Linked DNA regions of Homo sapiens: region 2 is linked to region 1. A link is a contact called in ENCODE Hi-C data. All regions are on one chromosome and are shown on one strand. Each heading gives the region's core, a stretch centred on a gene start or an enhancer-like site at or near the end of the contact. The rest is flanking DNA. Distances are from core to core; before and after follow the strand shown.

Region 1 (6,131 bases), core at 1,318-3,817:
TGCATTAAGTCTAGTTCTATTGGTGGAAGACTGATCTGGGAGCTCAGAAATCTATTAGGGTAGGGGTGTCCAATCTTTTGGTTTTCCTGGGCCACACTGGAAGAAGAATTGTCTTGGGCCACACATAAAATACACTAACACTAATGATAGCTGATGAGCTTAAAAGCAAAATTGCAAAAATATCTCATGTTTCTTTAAGAAACTTTATGAATTTGTGCTGGGCCGCATTCAAACCCATCCTTGGCCACATGTGAGCCTCGGGTTGGACAAGCTTATGTTAGGGTCTTATCTCCAATCTTGGCGAGCTGTATAATTATGGATAAATAATCTCACCTGTCCAAGCCTCAAATCCTCATCTATACAATGATAAGGCTAACCTAGATGATCTCTAAGAGTCATTTCAAATATAATTTTATCTTCATCATTCCTACCACTCCATTACATTTTCGAGGGATCTCATTTATTCATCAAACAATTATTAAACACCTAGTGTGTCTCTGGCACAGTGATCTCACTGAGCTTACATTTTGATTGTCCCACTGGCATATTAGAAAATTGGTTAACACATAAGCTTAAAGTTAATAATGGGATTAAAAAATGGTTAAGTGGCTTGTTTATTTGGCTTAGAACTCATAGAATGATGCATTTACGGATCAGTACGAAACTCTCCACATTTGACAGTACTCAGAAAATAAGAATGTTATTAAAACACTGTTGCTAATCAGAATTTAATAGGCCTACCACTGACATGATACTCTGATTAAAAGCAACTGCCAATATATATAGCCCCTATTTCTGGCCCATAAAAGACAAAAAGGTATGATAAAGTCAGCTTTCGTGGGGAGAGAATCTCAGTCCAATCTCTAACACGAATACGTGTCTGAGTAACAGTCTGTACTGATCCTTCTTGTCAACTTTTAATCCTTCTAACTGATGAAAAGCATGAGACATGTGTTTATTTTAAGTACATGCTAGTGGCTGGCTTTCTTATTTTCACCTAGCTTTGTACAATTGTACAGAATTCATTAAATGCTTAATAGAAACACTCACGCCCCCCTACTCAACTCCAAGCAGGGAGTGGGGCTAAAAGGATAACTCAGTTGCTCATAAAGAACACACAAAAATTAAATCCTAGAAGGAAGTCGGAAAAAAGAACAAATAATAACACAAGGCAAACTATGGTATTACAGAAGTCAAAACTTCAGGGTCTTAATATGGTGCTCACTCCCTGTTAAGACAAAAGTAAATAAAACTAAGAGTTCCTATAATAGGAGAACAGGAAAGAAAGGAGGACGGGAGATAACATTTACTCAGCACTTAACAGGTGCCAGGCACTATGCAGGTAGTTTTCACTTATTCTTCTCAAGAACTACACATATGAAAATATGCCTCAATAGGTGATCATCTACAATAAGAGTTAACCACTTTCCTTCATAAAAATGATTCCAACAGCCTAGGAGTGTATTCTAATGCACATGCACTGTGGATGTAAATAATCATTCTGCCTAAAATCTTGTATTTGGGACTGATATAGGTCTTGGGTCACCTAGGCAACCCATCCATCTTATGAAAGATTTAACTTAGGCCAGACAAGATAAAGGGCTGGACTAAGGTCATGCTTGTTTAGAAGCAGAGTTGAGATCAAACCAATAATCAACACATCGATATGCCCCTCTGCTGGTAACTGTTCAGCGAAATTTAGTAACTACTAAGTTACCACCTATTAGTACTTTATTAAAACAATCCTAATAATCCCATTATACAAATAGCACAGAATCTCAAAAGAATAATTTGTTAATTTCTATATATTTTTAAAACCAACTGATAAGCAGTAACCTGCGTTTGAACGTATGTCTATTGCCCTGACTGCTCTCCACATAAAGATGCCAGATGCAAAGCAATGTTGGGGGAACTGGGGGTGATCGGTCGCTGAGGTAAAGATCGCCTCCTATAAAGCCCCACGTTGATGATCCTGGCCCTGGGCTCCCTGTCCCCTCCGCGATTTGTAACCCCTGAGCCGGGCGGGAGGACGGAGGATGAGTGTGCAGTAAAGAGGCTCCCGCGCCCTCGGCTCGCCGATTCCCCTCGCGACGCCGGGCCGGTTCCGAACGCGGACCGGACCGTTAAGGGGCTGCCTGGGCCGCTACGCCCCGCGCGGGCCGCCCCTCCCCCACCGCGGCCTGAGGAGAGCGGCGCTGCCGGCCGGGCCCCCGCGGCTCCCCGAGCGAACAATACAGGGGGTCCCCCGCGAGGCTGAACGCCAAGGCCCCGCACCGCGGGCCTCGCAGACAGCGTCGAGCCGCAAGGCCGCGAGAGACCACCCCGCAGGAGAGCGAGTGAGGAGGCGGTTATTCAGGGGGTTCAGAGGCCGCCGTGGCCTGACCGTACCTGGCTCCAGGTGATGAACTCGTTAGTGTGGGTTTCCTCCACAAGCGTCCACAGCTTGCTGAGGAAAGCCGGCACGTTCGAACTCTGCTTCATTGTTAACGCGGCGCAGGGATTCCAAATTCTACACCCGAACGCGGTGGTAGCGGCGGCGGCAGCTACGGCAGCAGCTCCCCGAGAACGCCCACAACGCAGGCGCAGCAGATCTTGGTCCCCGCCCCCCCAACCCCGCCAGGCGCGCGGCAAGGCCGAGAGGCCGGGCGGCCGCACGTGACGGACAAGTCTCCGCGCTCCGCCTGTGCGCGCAGTGGTTCCGCGCCTGTCCCGTCCCTGGCCAATCCCAGGAGCCGACTGCACGACAGAGAAAAGCGATTGGCTGCTGCTGACATGAAGGGGGTGGGAGCAGAAGGGGGTGGGAGCAGAAGGGGGCGCTGCCTCCTCATTTGCCTTTTATACAGAAGCCTTGATGGTAGCAGACTTAGGCTTGGGAGACCGTGTTTGGATGTTTCACGTGGAAACAGCTTATGGTTTCTGGGCTGTGGCTGGGAGGCTACAGAAACCCTTCAGGGCCTTTGAGTCATAAGTTTGGCAGGCAAAGTGTGGTTTGCACCAGTTTAGAGAAAGGATCCATTTGCATAAGGAAAAAACCAGCTCTCAAGCATGATGTGCTAGGCCCCAAATTGAAATTGTCTTAAAAATAATGAAACTTGTTCTTACATTTTCATTGGGAGAAAAAGCCCTCTTTAAAATATGTTTATCAAAAAGAGCAGTTTAAATAACTCACTCTCGATTACTTAAAACTGTAAACCAGGAACTGCAATTGATATATCATGTGCTGTTTTTAATCCAGTCATCAAGTGCCTACTCTGTACCCAGAATAAAAAGAAATAGACTCATTTGTACTATTTTAGTTAATTAAAATAGTTTTTCCTGCGTATACTTTACAGATATAGTCTTTTTTGCCTAAGAGATTGGTATAGTGGAAAAAACAATGGAAAAGGAGTCAGTAGATCTCAGTTTAGATAAAGCCTCTTGGACATTTTTCTGTATATTAAAATACACTGGTTCTGTCATTTAGAACAATTCCTTAGCCACCAGTGCCAGTTTTTTCCATTTCTTGACTGGGAATAAGATCTATCTTTTTACCCACTAAGAGTGTCTTTAATACTATAATGGCTGTGCAAATGCTTTGAAAATATGAAGTCTACAAAATTCGACTTTTTTTTTTTACAAAAGTCAGCATGTGAAGGCAAAAACTTACAAACAAGTCAGAGATAACATACAAAACTTCAACATAGGATTGGTTTACTTCTTGGGTGAATGTAAAATAGTACATTAAATATATATCTATCATTTAATGGAAGATATATGTATATCTCTTCCAATGAGCAAGTATTTAGTGAATGCTGCCTTTGTGCTCAGCACTGGGATGTTGGCTGAAGCAAAATCAGATATATGGAGGCATGCATGTGATAGAGGAAGTAATATTTGATGAGCCCTTATATATGCCAAGGGCTTTACATATATTATTGAATCCTCACAACAACCCAATGAACTAGGTTTTATTATCCCATTTTCCCAGAGAAGATTCTGAGACTCAAAAGTTGATTAATTTCTTCAGTCACAGCAAGTAAATGGGAGAGTATTTACACCCAAGCTTTATTGAGCTCAAAAGTATGTGCCCTTTCCATTGTACAATGATGACACTGTTTCAAAGCTCAAGATGCTTATATTCAAACTCAAGAAACAATATGACCACAGTGATCAGCACTCAATATATACAAAAAGAGCTAAATGTTTTGTATAAAATAAGTACTAGATAAGTTTAAAAAGACAGATTAGTAGGTTAAGGTGGTAAGGAAGGATTTCATGGCAGATAGGGACCTTAAGTTGGGTCTTGAGGTACAAATATATTTGAATAGCTAAAAGGAAGACAACAGAATGAGCAAAAACCAGGAAGCTAATGATCATGTCTGTCTATGGAGGGCAACAGCTCAGGAGGTAAGAATGGCAGTGTCTAAGGAGGAAATGTGGCCTACTTTCATGGCATTATATTATTTTCTTCTAAAAAAAGAAGGTGTGATTAGATAGAAGCAGAAACTTGTCTTTGGACATTCAAAGGCTGGGCATTCATAGGGCTGGGCTTAGTGGGGTGCCATACTTAGTTTAATGCTCTGTTCTCATCCTCTTGAAATTCTCAGTTTTTGAACAAGGGACTGTACATTTTCATTTTGCAATGGATCTTGCAAATTGTGTAGCTGATTCTGTTTCCAATGTATGGCATCTTATAGACCGTAAGTTTGAAACAAATGGTTCTCAAACTTAAGCATGCGTCTGAATCACTTGGAGAGGGAAGCCTTCCAGTAAGCAAATGAGCAATATCACTTATCAGGTAGTATTTGTAATACTTATAAGGGCAGTGACAAGGATAAGTTATTAACCAGATAAGAAAACCTTGGCACCAGAAAACTTAGATGATGTATCCAAAATCATCTAGTTAAGGTTGGAATTGAAACCAGGTCTTTCGTAGTCTGAAACATGCTTTTTAAATTTACACCAATGTGTCTCAAACTTTAGCGCAGAATCACCTGGACAGCTTCTTAAAGAACAAATTGCTGCTTTTGCTTCCATGGCTCTCAGTAAGTCTGGGGTACAGGTTAAGAATTTTTATTTTTAACAAGTCCCAGATGACGCAGATGCTACTGGCCCTGGGACCGCATTTTGAGAATTGCTGTTATAGAGGAAAAATTAGTAAACTGAGCTTCCCTTACTACTAAGATGTACAGATTTATTGTTATGCTTTACTTCTGTCTGTTTTTTTTTTTTTTTTTTTTTTGACAGAGACTTACTCTGTCATCCAGGCTGGCAGGCTGGAGTGCAGTGGTGTGATCTTGGCTCACTGCAAACTCTGCCTCCCGGGTTCAAGCAATTCTGCTTCAGCCTCCTGAGTAGCTGGGATTACAGGTCTGCACCACGAAACCTCACTAATTTTTGTATTCTTAGAAGAGATGGGGTTTCACGATGTTGGCCAGGCTGGTCTTGAACTCCTGAGCTCAAGTGATCTGCCACCTTGGCCTCCCAAAGTAATAAGATTACAGGTGTGAGCAACTGCACCTGGCCACCCTTCATCTCTTAATAAAATCCAGATGTTCCAGGAATAACTTAAACGACTATGTTTTGTTTTTCTATGAACTTATAATCGTTAATATTTATTATAATTAGTACATTTTCTGAAAAACTAAGTATTGAATGCAGACTTTTTTTGGGGAAAAGGAAATTATAACTTGGCTTGTTTGCACTTATTTATAAAACTGAGAGGGGAAGAAAACAAAATCAAGCTTTATCTCACAATTATTTGCCACCTATAATATCCCTAAAATATCAGAAGAAACAGATTTGCGCCAGTGTCGACAATTTTGACATGTTTATAACACAAGAAGATAAAAATGTCACTTTCTTAAAGGAGTTGCCTCCTGTTAACTCCAGTTTAAAAAGCTGGATTATTTTCATGGTTCATTTGCAGCCTAGAATGTAAGACTTAGATTTAGAATAACATTCAAAAATATGAATGATCCAGACCTTTGTCTAGGAAATAGAAAAGCATATTATGGAGCAATTTGATGCTTCAAATCATCAGACGATGCCATAAATTCTATCCAATCGATTTTGCAAAACTAATTGGAATCAACGGTGCAACCAGTATTAGCTTTTAAAGATTTTTTTTTCAAGGATAGGATGATTAAATC
Region 2 (5,378 bases), core at 2,211-4,710, 3.1 Mb after region 1:
AATAATTTGTAAAACTGTTATCAGCAGTATGAAAGGATTACTTTCAGAATCTTACAAGATCATGGATTCTAGATGACAACGGATATTCCACTTATTAATAATGGACAATTTTAAGGACAGTTACTTCAGAAGGTTTTTTTTGTTTTTTTTTTAGGAAAAACAAATTTTCCTATAATATGTGACATTTTATGGCCAATCTATTTTTATGAATTCTACCTTCAAATAATAATAACTTACAGAATTACAATTCATAATCCTTTAATTAAGAAAATAGTGATTTCTGGCCTTAATTCAAAAAGGAAATGCTTATACTGTGCAAGTCTCTTCTTTAACAGCTTTATTCATAATTGCCAAAACTTGGAAGCAACAAAGATGTTCCTCAATAGGTAAATGGATAATTAAACTGCAGTATATCCAGACAATGGAATATTATTCAGCACTAAAAAGAAATATTATTCAACACTAAAAAGAAATGAGCCATCAAGCAATAAAAGGGCATGGAGGTACCTTAAATGCATGTTGCTAAGTGAAAGAAGTAACATGGCTACAATATAAAAGGCTACGTATTTTGTGATTCCAATTATATTTTGGATGAAACAAAACTATGCAGACAGTAAATTACTGGGGATTGGAGAGAGGGATGAATAAGCACAACATAGAGGATTTTCATGGCAGTGAAAATACTCTATGATACTATGGTAGTAAATACATGCCATTATACATTGTCAAAACCATTGAAATATACAACACTAAGAGTGAGCCTTAATGTAAATCATGGACTTTGGGTGGTAATGATGTGTCAGTGTAGGTCCATCAGTTGTAATAAGCGTACGATTCTCGTGCGTAATGTTGATAGTGAGGAGGTTGTGCCTTTGGGGTACAGAGGATATATAGGAACTTTGTACTTTCCACTCAGTTTTGCTGTGCATCTAAAACTTCTGTTTAAAAAAAAGTCTGTTTTAGAAAACATACACACACAAAAGAAAGGATAAAAGGGAAATACTTGTGCCCTACAATTCTCCTCTTGCTAACTGAAGAATGGGGCTTGACTCTAGGGATAGCTTGTTTCAAAAAAAAAAAAAAAGAATAATAATAATAAAAAAATGTAATTTAAAAAGGTAACTATATCTGACTTTGCTCATTTTAATGAAATTCAAGCTAATTCATTTTCATCGATCACTAAATAATTAGTAACTTTATTAACTACTAGTAATACTAGTGATAACCTCATAGTATTTGTAAAGTTTAAAAAAGGAATCTAAAAGAAAAAGCTTAGTCTTTATAAGGTTGACAAATCTATAAACAAATCTTTTAAAGATAGCACATTTCAATTTTAAAAATCATTTTGTCACTGCTGCAAAAATTAAAATGTGAAAATTTGAAGTTGTGGAATGATATATGTATGAGTTAGAATGTTTGGGCTTACCTTTTTATTACAAGTATTAAAAAAAAACTTTTGAGATTAGACATTACATGAAAATAGTATTTGTTTTCTATGGCACACTTTTTTAGCTCTCCTTAGGATATTAAGGGAGCATCTGTGATATCCCAGCAAGGAATACCTTTTTTTGGCTGGGCATGGTGGCTCACTCCTGTAATCCCAGCATTTTGGGAGGCCAAGGTGGGCAGATCACCTGAGCTCAGGAGTTCGAGACCAGCCTGGCTAACATGGCGAAACCCCGTCTCTACTAAAAATACAAAAATTAGCCAGGCACCTGTAATTCCAGCTGCTCAGGAGGCTGAGGCAGGACAATCGCTTGAACGCGGGAGGTGGAGATTGCAGTGAGCCAAGATCGCGCCACTGCATTCCAGCCTGGGCAACAAGAGCAAAACTCCATCTCAAAAAAAAAAAAAAAAAAACCCACAAAAATGAATATCTTTTTCTCTTGATCACTAAAGATCTGTAGTTGCTGATGCTTCCCATGTTGGGAAAGCCCTGTAAGATCTTGGCCTGGGGACCAAGTGAGGGAGATCACCTGTCACCACAGGCCTGCAAGGGGTCACTTGCTGGCCTCACATTGACCACAGAGGTCTTAGCACAGCTAATCTAATGAATTCAAAGTTTCCGTGTTAATTAAAAATCTGCCGAATAAACAGACCAAAAACCCTGAGGTTAAACCTTTAAACACAAAGTGACAACTTCTGAACTCAGTGACAGCTTCTGCCTGGAGACCATAGTCATCAACCACAAGACAGATATTTTTGATAAGGAAATAACTACAAATGGTAGACCCTAAGCTGATGCCAAACTGTTCTATGTAAGGAAAGTGTTCTCAGCAATAGTGCTTCCTTCCAAAAAGGAATGGACTAGATATTCACCTATGAATAAGCCCTTTTCTGACCTCTAACTTTTGAGTTGCTAAATTATAATCCCTTAGAATGTTTTAGAGAAATGGACTTATATTTTGGTCAAGTATTTCTTTATTCTTTTTCTTTTCCCCTGTACCCTCTGCCATTTGGTAACAGCACAAGAGTTTTTATAAAATAATGTCAAAATTTGGCCATAAAAAAAGAGAACCATTAAATGCATATGATCCAATTTTTTTAGCTAGAACTGGAAACACTGGGTTTTCCTTAGGAGAACGAGATACTTCTTAGAAACAGAACAATCTGTCCATTACAAGTAGTGATTACTAGAATTCTCATTTTTTAAAACTGGCTTTATCAGTCATTCTGACTCTTTTTCTAAAGAAATTGCTATTGCTAACCACGCTTTCATTTCACTGGGGAATTAATGCTCAGTGGCACATTAGAATTCATGCAATAGCATTAAATAATTACTGTTTCTTTATATATCTCCTGCCAACTTAGAAGTACATTAAAATTGGCTGTAGGAGAATTCAGGACACCTCAATCTGAAGAAAATCCCCATCCATATATATATATTCTCCACTCAGTAGATAAGAGGCAACCTCGAGTACCTGGCAACAAACGAATTGCACACATAGCAACAAGAAGTCGAGTAATACAGAAAGAGGAAAGAGAAGCTGGTCCACATTAGCTCCCGTGGTGGTAGTAAACTTCAGAAAATATCAGAGCTGTAGACAGCAGCTTGGCATGAGGAGAGGAATTCATGGTTTTCCATAAATCTAGTGACAGGCCAGGTCGAATAGGACAACACCATCTTGTCTGCCCCAGTAGCATACAGGGCAGGAGGAGAAAAGTTAGGTACAGAGCTGGAGCTGAGAGCCGAAGTGGAGGAGGAGGAAGGCTGTGAGAATTGAAGGATGTAGGGCAGGCAAGGAAAGGTGGTGCTGTGAGGGTCTTCAGTTGAGCCAGCTCCCAGTCCTGATTCGGCATGTGTCATTTTGGTGCCAGGCCTGGCCACAGCTTCTCAGACCCCAGATAGAGCTGCCTTCTGTGCATGGAGGAGCAGGAGGGCTCAGAGGCCTCAGATGACTGTCTGAGGTTTGCAAGCAGCAAAAAAGTGAGGGCTCTGTTCAGTGTATAGTGGAGAAAATCAGCGTGAGAGAGTTTCCAGCCTTGCTCTTCTCTACACTACCTTGGGCCTCAGCTTCATATGTAAAACAGGGATAATAATACCCCAGAGAGGGTGTTGTAAGGATTGGATGTGTTAAATTATATCAAATTCCCCTCACAGTGCAGTGTGGTAGCTGTTTGACAAAGTTAATTCACTTCCTCCTTTACAGCCTCGGCCTCCATAACCCATGATGACGACAGCTCCTACAGTTTGATTTGTAGAACAAAATAATACTTCTAAAATGTGAAACTACTGCTCATCCAGTGAAAGAATTGTTGAGAAGCTTACACATAATGCTTTATGCACCTCAGATCTCAAAGACTTTTGCTAATTTGTGGCAAAGAGATAGCACATATGTTGCTACCAGAGCAGTCCGGGAAGCTGGCCCTGAAGGGCAGCCTATGCTAGAAGTGGAATAGAAGCTCCTCACAGAGCTATGGGAACCAGGGCTGGTGGGAAGCCACATGCCCACAGACCTAAAAACAGAGTGGTTAGTTCTAGACGCGTGCCTGTAAAGTAGAGGTTGCAGTGCAAACTGCTGGGCTGTGGGCTAACTGTGGCTCACGGATTTTTTTTTTTAACCCTTAGCCAGCGTAGTTTTGATTTTTTTTTTTTTTTTAAATAGCTTTAGTGAGGGGCTTGACTCTCGTTTTGTCACGTTTCCCATTCACTTCTAGTTGCCCTAGACCTGGTGGTTCTGTTCCTGTCTGGCCCTTCAAATGTTCTGACCCCTTTTTCGAGCCTACCACAGAACAGGGCACAAACCAGAGAGCAGACAGTGGACTCAGAACCAGGAACTGAATGTGTCCTATCCCATTGTCCTAGGGTTGCCAGATGAAATATAGCACTTTCAGTTAAATTTGAATTTCAGATAAACAACTTTTTTTTTTTTTAGTATAAGTAGGTTCTGTGTAATATTTCCATTTCCTAAATCTGGCAGTACTGCTTTATTCCCATTTATAATTCTCATCCTCGCAACCGTAGCTACTAAGTAGTGATTGTCATTGTAACATTGGGGTAAAGAATCTTGAAAATAGAACACCTTGACAGCCTTTGGGAAAGAGAGAAGGGGATACATTTATTTCAGCATTTGAAAGAGCAAAGCATGTGAATGAGTATTTGAATTTCATATGGGGTAAAATTGGAAACTATCATGGCTAGAGGGCTTTTTTTCACATACTGGGTGATGACAGCTAGAAGGTGACTGGAGGTGGCCCTCGCTCACTGAGGAATGATGTGAGGACAAGGATCATTCCTAAGACTGTCTTGGGTGGCATCTTGATACCTGTTGCATGAGAGGGTGCTAAATACTTTCAGATGTAATTGTGGTAGACTCCAGGCAGGCAGTCTTTGTGAAGGCGGAGTCACATCAGGCTCTGCACTGTCACCTCTTGGTGACATTAGCCTCTTTTCTTTCCTTTCCCGTAATTGCTCTGCCCACTCTGAGTTCAGCTAAAGGTCAAAGCATCAAAGGAAGGAGAACTTCCTTCCTAAGTTCTCCCTTATCTGTTTAACCTCCTGAAGCCTAGGAGGACTCTGAGGAGGTGGCGTGAGTGGATAAAGGTCAGCCAGGCTCATTGAGTGTCTTCTAGTCAGGTGCCCTGTCACACCTGATCTCCTCACTGTGCTGTAAGGGAGATAATACTTACTTTTTTAGTAAGCTGTATTTTCTGAGCAGTTTTAGGCTTGTAGCAAAATTGAACAGAAAGTATAGAGAGTTCCCATATACACCCTGTCCCCACACAGGCACAACCTCGCAGTCTCAGCACCTCAACCCACAGTGGTGCATTTGTTAAAATGGGTTATTCTTTTTGAAAGATGAGAGAACTAAGGGGTAGAAGGGCAGACCCTGAGGCAGCTGGCCTCAGGCTTATCCACTGTGACCTGCTCTGCCATG

What was found. A loop is a pair of places that touch in the nucleus more often than their neighbours do. Pooled maps may share reads with other maps.
Region 2: a loop to region 1 is called in a pooled map, with 5 times the contacts of the local background. The contact joins the enhancer-like site here to the promoter of HSF2 in region 1. A Hi-C loop is called at or near these places in 5 of 50 pooled maps.

Annotation. Positions count from the first base shown.
Region 1 is chr6:122,396,088-122,402,218 of GRCh38, reverse strand. HSF2 (heat shock transcription factor 2) reads right to left here and starts at 2,567. Exons shown (of 13, transcript NM_004506.4): 1 at 2,389-2,567. The coding sequence starts at 2,481. RefSeq lists silencers at 2,122-2,241, 2,512-2,831 and an enhancer at 1,772-2,271.
Region 2 is chr6:119,312,658-119,318,035 of GRCh38, reverse strand. All of the region lies in intron 2 of MAN1A1 (mannosidase alpha class 1A member 1), which reads left to right. Among named protein-coding and RNA genes, the nearest start is that of MAN1A1, 34 kb to the left of the region's middle. RefSeq lists a silencer at 4,758-5,052. Within about 2 kb of position 3,460, at least 7 of the 41 ENCODE cell types and tissues checked have a DNase peak (open chromatin) inside an H3K27ac peak, as active enhancers do.